3 separate regions of the Homo sapiens genome follow, and all the other regions are linked to region 1. A link is a loop called in an ENCODE intact Hi-C map of the cell type or tissue named here. Cell type or tissue: mammary epithelial cell. All regions are shown on one strand.

The links. Peaks named below come from ENCODE experiments on the same cell type or tissue, not always from the same donor. Only the 100,000 strongest peaks of a DNase experiment are listed, where the experiment ranks them.
Region 2: a loop joins it to region 1, with 8 times the contacts of the local background. A loop is called at or near these places in 14 of 110 quality-filtered maps.
Region 3: it touches region 1 in a loop (7-fold over the local background); 6 of 110 quality-filtered maps call a loop at or near these places.

What each region holds. Positions count from the first base shown.
Region 1 is chr20:18,275,455-18,277,954 of GRCh38, forward strand. All of the region lies in intron 2 of LOC124904876 (a long non-coding RNA gene), which reads left to right. Among named protein-coding and RNA genes, the nearest start is that of ZNF133, 12 kb to the right of the region's middle. In mammary epithelial cell, a CTCF peak has its summit at 1,475 (motif pointing left); a DNase peak (open chromatin) is centred at 1,467.
Region 2 is chr20:18,000,559-18,003,058 of GRCh38, forward strand. No RefSeq gene overlaps it. Among named protein-coding and RNA genes, the nearest start is that of MGME1, 33 kb to the left of the region's middle. In mammary epithelial cell, a CTCF peak has its summit at 1,019; a DNase peak (open chromatin) is centred at 1,113; H3K27ac peaks cover 1,300 bases.
Region 3 is chr20:18,196,176-18,198,675 of GRCh38, forward strand. No RefSeq gene overlaps it. Among named protein-coding and RNA genes, the nearest start is that of PET117, 60 kb to the left of the region's middle. In mammary epithelial cell, CTCF peaks have their summits at 1,382 and 1,811; a DNase peak (open chromatin) is centred at 1,706; H3K27ac peaks cover 1,752 bases.

The DNA.
Region 1 (2,500 bases):
TTTCTCTTGTTCTGGCTAAGCAAATTTATTTAGCCTTTTAACCCAAGATTTAAAAGGATTTAGTCAGAATGAAAAGAAATCAGGAACGGGACCAATTTAAGGTTATACTGATAATCACATCGGTAAGTATGGTGAAAATTTACTGAGCAATTACTGTGTGCGAGGCCACTGTTCTGATGGCTTAAATATGTGGACCCATTGAATCCCCACATGACCCACAGAACCTCATGCAGGTTAAGAAATTTCCGCCAGTTCAGCCAGAGGGTGAGTGGCAGAGCTTGCATTGAAACTTGGGCAGCCTCACTCTACAGCCTGTGCTGTTGCCCATAACAGGCGCTTTAGCTGCTGCGTTTGCCTGAATGCTAATAGCCTTCCACTCCCTTTATTACCTTGAGACTGAGCAGTGTGGACAAATGCAGGTAGCTTTCTTGTCCTTCTTTCAAGAATGTTGGGCCAGGCGCGGTGTCTCACGCCTGTAATCCCAACACTTTGGGAGGTCGAGGTGGGTGGATCACCTGAGGTCAGGAGTTTAAGAACAGCCTGGCCAACATGGCGAAACCCCGTCTCTACTGAAAATACAAAAATTAGCCGGGCATGATGGTGGGCGCCTGTAATCCCAGCTACTTGGAAGGTGGAGGCAGAAGAATCACTTGAACCTGGGAGGCAGAAGTTGCAGTGAGCGGAGATTGCGCCACTGCACTCCAGCCTGGCCGACAGAGGGAGACTCTCTGTCTCAGGAAAAGAAAGAAAGAAAGAAAGAATGTTGTACCTGTACATTTAACTTGTTCAACAGTCATTTTCCCAATTACTCCATTTTGCTAGTGGCAAAACTCCTGATAAGCAGATGTTCTGTCCCTGGGCAGTTTCCTTTGGAAACTACTTGGTGTATGGAAGCTTCACACCCTTAGTTAGCTCAAATATGGCTCCATGCATGCATTTCGAGGCCTGAGGATCCATTTCAGCCCACCATTTTGAAAATGCTCATACAATATTAGCTTCAATGGGGACAAGGGCTTTGTTTGGTTGACGCTATAAACAAACAGTAGTTGGCACCAAGTAGACCCTCGGAAAATATGGAATGAATGAATGAAGCCATGCCCTGAGAGCCCTGAGACAATACGTGACACGTCCATACCCCACCCCCTCCAGTCAACAAGAACGAGAATGGCTATATTACTTATCTGCATTTTATTTTAGAGCAGTAACTGACTATGGAATTACAATAGTGTCTTTTTTCCATCTTCTTCAATTATATCCATAGTTAAAATATAATTAAAATTTCAACCTCACAAGATTTGGAAAGATGCAAAGTCAGTGGCTTCCTCTGAGGCCTTAGCTACCCCTTGTCCAGGGAAAATGCTGGCCTCTGGACAACTGAATCCTGACGAGAACACTTGCGCCGGTCCTCTACCTGAATTGCCAAAAGGGCCCGCAGGGAAAGGAAGGAATCACCATGTTTAGGGCGCCCTCTTCTGTTCAAAGGGCTGAAGCCCGTGGAGCCAGGGCAAGGCTTTCAGCGGATGAGCATCTTGGAGCAAACGTCAGAGAACCACATACTTTCATTCCTGGAAAGGGCTTTAGAGATGACTAGTTCAAACTACACATTACACATGGGAAACTGAGGCCCAAAGGGGTCAAATGCCTCATCCACGGTCACACAATTGGTTAAATCTCGAAAGAGGAAGAAACCGGACTCCCTGGCCCAGACCCCTCAGTAACAAGAGGAAAATGAACTCGTAACTCCAGTCTCTTATGCCTTTGTAAAAATCAAGAAAAATTAATCACAAATCTATAGTGCCAATTTCTTACGATTTATACCTTCAACTTCCTGTAATGTCACTATTCACATTTTCAATACGTTAACAAAGGTTCCCCAAGCATAGATTTCCTTAAGAATCAAAGAGAGACTTGCCTCTATTTTTTTTTTTTTTTTTTTTTTTTTTTGAGACGGCGTCTTGCTCTGTCACCCAGGCTGGAGTGCAATGGCATGATCTCAGCTCACTGCAACCTCAGCCTCCCGGGTTCAAGCCATTCTCCTGCCTCAGCCTCCCGAGTAGCTGGGACTACAGGCACCCGCCACCAGGCCCAGCTAATTTTTATACTTTTAATAGAGACAGGGTTTCACCATGTTGGCCAGGATGATCTCGATCTCTTGACCTTGTGATCCGCCCGCCTTGGCCTCCCAAAGTGCTGAGATTACAGGCGTGAGCCACTGCGCCCAGCCGACTTGCCTCTATTTAGTCCAGCCATTCCTTTCATTATTTTTCTCCACAGGCCTCATATTTGAAGGTTTTTAGTCTACCAAGCAAGCCACACTTTTAGAGTAAAAATGCATTTTCTCATTTAAAAAAGTACAGAAACAATGACCATGTATGAGACGTTACGCTACTGATATTATCAAATGAAATTTAAAATGTGAAATGCTTGAAACAGTGATTGATACATTATAAATATGCCAGAGATGTTCGCTATTATAATTCTACAATAACAATCAACAGTA
Region 2 (2,500 bases), 270 kb before region 1:
TATTATAATAGGAGTCAGCACACTGGCTCATCCACCAAATCCGGCTTGCTGCCTGATACAGTCTTTATACGGTCTGTGAGCATAGAGTTGTTTTTACATTTTTAAATGTTTGGAAAAAAAATCAAAAGTAGAGTCTTTTTATGGCATATATAATTTTTATAAAATTGTAAAGATTCGAATTCCAGTGTCTGTAAGTCAAGGTTTCCTGGAACACAGCATCACCCATTTGCTTTTGACTCTGGCTGCTTTCCTTCTGTAGCTGCAGGTTAAGTCGGTAACAGAGGCTGTATGGCCTGCAAAGCCTCAAGTATTTACTATCTGGACTTCTATAGAGTAAGTCTGCCGACTCTCAGTCTAGATGATAGAAGAGGTAGGCTGGCCTAGAGAAATGGCAGAGGAGGTGCTGGGAAGGAAGATTCGAGATGTATTTTGGGAGCCTTGCCTGAGGGTTTGAATGAGATGAGTGATGAAGAAGTATAAATGGAAGGTAAGTTGTAGGTTTAGGGCATGTGTGTTATTTGCTGACATGGGAAAGGCTGGAGGGAGAAAATCCAGGTCCAGCCCCATCTTTTCTCCTCACTAACACTATCAGTTAGCTTTGCTGTGCAATAAATCACCCAGCCTGGGCAACATGGTGAGACTCGCTTCTAGAAAAAACGGAAAAAAACAAAATAAAACAAACTAGCTGGTTGTGGTGGCACATGCCTGTGGTCCCAGCTACTTGGGAGGCTGAGTTGGGAGGATCGCTTGAGCCTGGGAGATAGAGGTTGCAGTGAGTCATGTTTGTGCCACAGCACTCCAGTCTGGGTGACAGAGTGAGACCTTGTCTCAAAAACAAGTAAATAAAAATCACCCCCAAATTCAGTGGTTTACGACTTATTTCTCATGATTCTGAGGTCAAGCTGAGCATTTCTGGTCTGTGCTGGCTCAAGTAGGGCTAGATGATTTAGGATGTCATCACTTAGATGTCTGAGGGTTGGCCTGGTGTCAGCTGGGGCCATGGAGATGCCTGGGCCTGGTGACTCTCATCCTCCAGAGGGCTAACCTGGGCTCTCATTCACGCAGCAGTAGCAGAAGGATTCCGGACAGCAGCAGAACAAGCCCCAGCACACAGCATTTCACAAGCCTCGGCTTGGGCCGTGCTGACTAATGTCTCGTTTGCCAAAGCAGGTCATGTGGCCAAGGCAAGACCAAAGGATAGAGAAATAAATTCCACCTCTTGCAGAGAGGAGCCAAAAACTCACATGGCAAAGGGCTGTGGAACAGGAAAGGGAACAATGGGCCCATTTTTACAACCCACCATGCTAACAGCATGACCCAGGCAAGTTATCTAAAGCTTTTGAGCCTCAGTGTCCTCGTCTGTAAATGGGTAAAATAATAACTACTTCATAGGGTATTCATAAAGACTAGAAATAGCTGGCACATAACATAGTAGTAGCTGTTTTATTGTTATCATCATAATGAAAAAGTTCAGTCCCTGCTGGGCAAACTCATATTTCCCAAACTCCAGTCACTCCTGTGCCACAAAAAAACTTTGTTTTTGCCATATCTGAGCACCACTTAAGACTATTAAACAGGTTCACTTTTTTTTTTTTTTTTTTTTTTTTAGACAGAGTCTCGCTCTGTTGCCAGGCTGGAGTGCAGTGGCACAATCTCGGCTCACTGCAACCTCTGCCTCCCGGTTTCAAGTGATTCTCCTGCCTCAGCCTCCTAAGTAGCTGGGACTACAGGCGCACACCACCATGTCCTGCTAATTTTTTTGTATTTCTAATAGAGATGGGGTTTTACCATGTTAGCCAGGATGGTCTCGATCTCATGACCTCATGATCTGCCTGCCTCAGCCTCCCAAAGTGCTGAGATTACAGGAGTGAGCCACCGTGCCCAGCCCCACTCTTTTTATTTAAAGAAATTAATTTCAGGCTGGGTGTGGTGGCTCACGCCTGTAATCCTAGCACTTCGGGAGGCCGAGGCAGGCAGATCACCTGAGGTCGGGAGTTCGAGACCAGCCTGACCAACATGGACAAACCTCATCTCTACTAAAAATACAAAATTAGCCAGGAGTGGTGGCACATGCCTGTAATCCCAGCTACTCGGGGGGCTGAGGCAGAAGAATTGCTTGAACCTGGGAGGTGGAGGTTGCTATGGGCTGAGATAGCACCATTGAACTCCAGCCTGGGCAACAAGAGTGAAACTCTGTCTCAAAAAAAAAAAAAAAAAAAAAAAAGAAATTAATTTCAAAAGGAAGCATGAAGCATGTTAACTACTACAATGGGAAGTGACTATCACCTGTCCTAAATAGAAGGCAATAAATACATTTATTTATTGTAAAATAAATACAGTAAACACAAAGCAGTGGCCGAGCATGATGGCTCACACCTGTAATCCCAGCACGCTGGGAGCCCAAGGCAAGGGAATCACTTGAGCTCAAGGCAAGGGACTCACTTGAGCTCAGGAGGTTGAGACCAGCCTGGGCAACATGGGGAAACCCTGTCTCTCCAAA
Region 3 (2,500 bases), 79 kb before region 1:
ACGTTCTCAGAGCCACTGTCTCAGCAACTCCATGAGGTGGTCCTGTAATTGCCTCTATTTTATGAGGAGAAAAGGGAGGCTTGAGAGGTAAAGAAACTCCCCAAGGATGCGCAGATAGTAAAGTAGGGCTAATGGTTAGAGAGTAATGCCATGGCTAGGCCACAGATGGAAGGGATTGCAATGGAATATAAGGGAATATTCTGTGTTCTTTTTTTTTTTTTTGAGAGAGAGTGTCTCGATCTGTCACCCAGGCTGGAGTGCAATGGCGCCATCTCAGCTCACTGTAACCCCTGCCTCCGAGGTTCAAGCAATTCTGCTTCAGCCTCCCAAGTAGCTAGGATTACAAGCGCCTGCCACTACACCCGGCTAATTTTTTATTTTATTTTATTTTATTTTTGAGACTGAGTCTTGCACTGTTGTCTGGGCTGAAGTGCAGTGGCACGATCTTGGCTCACTGCAACCTCCACCTCCTGGGTTCAAGCAATTCTCCTGCCTCAGCCTCCCAAGTAGCTGGGATTACAGGCACCCGCCACCATGCTTGGCTAATTTTTTTTGTATTTTTAGTAGAGATGGAGTTTCACTATGCTGGTCAGGCTGGTCTCGAACTCCTGACCTCGTTATCCACCCGCCTTGGCCTCCCAAAGTTCTGGGATTATAGGCGACAGCCACCGCACCCGGCCTAATTTTTTGTATTTTTAGTAAAGATGGGGTTTTGCCATGTTGGCTGTGGCTGGTCTCAAACTTCTGACCTCAGGTGATCAGCCCACCTCAGCCTCCCAAAGTGCTGGGATTACAGGCATAAGCCACCGCGCCCAGCCTACTGTGTGTTTTTTTTTTTTTTTTTTTTTTTTTTTTTTTTGAGACGGAGTCTCACTCTGTCACCCAGGCTGGAGTGCAGTGGTGCAATCTCGGCTCACTGCAAGCTCTGCCTCCCGGGTTCACTCCATTCTCCTGCTTCAGCCTCCCGAGTAGCTGGGACTACAGGTGCCCGCCACCACGCCCGGCTAATTTTTTTGTATTTTTAGTAGAGACAGGTTTCACTGTATTAGCCAGGATGGTCTCGATCTCCTGACCTCGTGATCCTCCGTCCTCAGCCTCCCAAAGTGCTGGGATTACAGGCGTGAGCCATCACGCCCGGCAGCTATTTGTTTTTAAAGACAGATCTAGCTTTAAAAATGGAAGCAACTTGATCAAAATTCTGTTACAAAATTTTTGAAACCATTGAAGTTTAATGTTAGATAAAAAATTAAATTTAGAGAACTACGTGAGAGGCCACGTGCTGATGCCTCCCCACATTATATTTTGCTCGGCAAATAATAATGCCTTTATTTGCTAAAATGCTAGCTTGTGTCAGTGTCTGCAATGGCTTTTCTGTGCAGGAGTAGGTGCTGTTGTCTGCATTAACCAGGTTTTGGACTCCCTGGGAGCTGAGGCAGCTTTTGTCCTCCCCAGCACTTGGCTGAGGCCTGGGCACATAGAGACGCTCAGTTGCCAAGATCCCCAAAGCAGTGACGGCTTGCCTCCGGAGAACAAGTCCTCTGGACAGCTTACCGCTTTCCTCCCCTTCCCAGAGAGCTAAACCAGTGCTTCCCAGCCTTGCCCTGCAAAAACCCCAACACAGAAGGAGGCACCAGCTATGACCTGGCAAGAACTCACATCCTTTGAGGTTTCATTGTTAAAAATTGCAGCTATGGGCCGGGCGCTGTGACTCACACCTGTAATCCCAGCACTTTGGGATGCCGAGGAGGGAGGATCACCTGATGTCAGGAGTCAGACCAGTCTGACCAACATGGTGAAACCCTGTCCTGACTAAAAATGCAAAAATTAGCTGGGCGTGGTGGTGCACGCCTGTAATTGCAGCTACTCAGGAGGCTGAGATAAGAGAATTGCTTGAACCTGGCAGGTGGAGGTTGCAGTGAGCCGAGATTGTGCCACTGCACTCCAGCCTGGGCAGCAGAGTGAGACTCCGTCTCAAAAAAACAAAAAAAATTACAGGTATGTTATATTCTGCTCTTTAAGTATATCTGATTGTTTTAATATTAAAATGGATTTTTTCACTCCAAAGCTTTGGGTAGAATTGAAACCCTAAGAAGATGGGCAGTTTTAGCTTATGGTTTGGGACACTCTATGAGCCTCCAGAGAGAGAGAGTGTGCGCACAAGCACACACACAAATGTGCACTATCAATCTGAAATTTCATTCTTTTCCTCTTAATGAATAATCAAGGAGTTCAAGACACACTTGTTTTCACTTTGACACTATAATTCGTTTCATTTTGAGAAAGAGAATTTTGAGTTGAAGATAAATGACAGTTGAAAAGCAAACGTGCTACTAATATGTTCACATTTGCCCAAAATGTCTAGTATTCCAGTTAAACTGAATATTGCTAAAGGTTCAATTAAATGAAAAGATATGTCCAGTGAAGGACATTAGGCTCCAAGTGGGATAAAAAGAAAAAGCCTGATCTTAGAAGGTCTTGAGGAAGCAAGGATTGTTGGCAA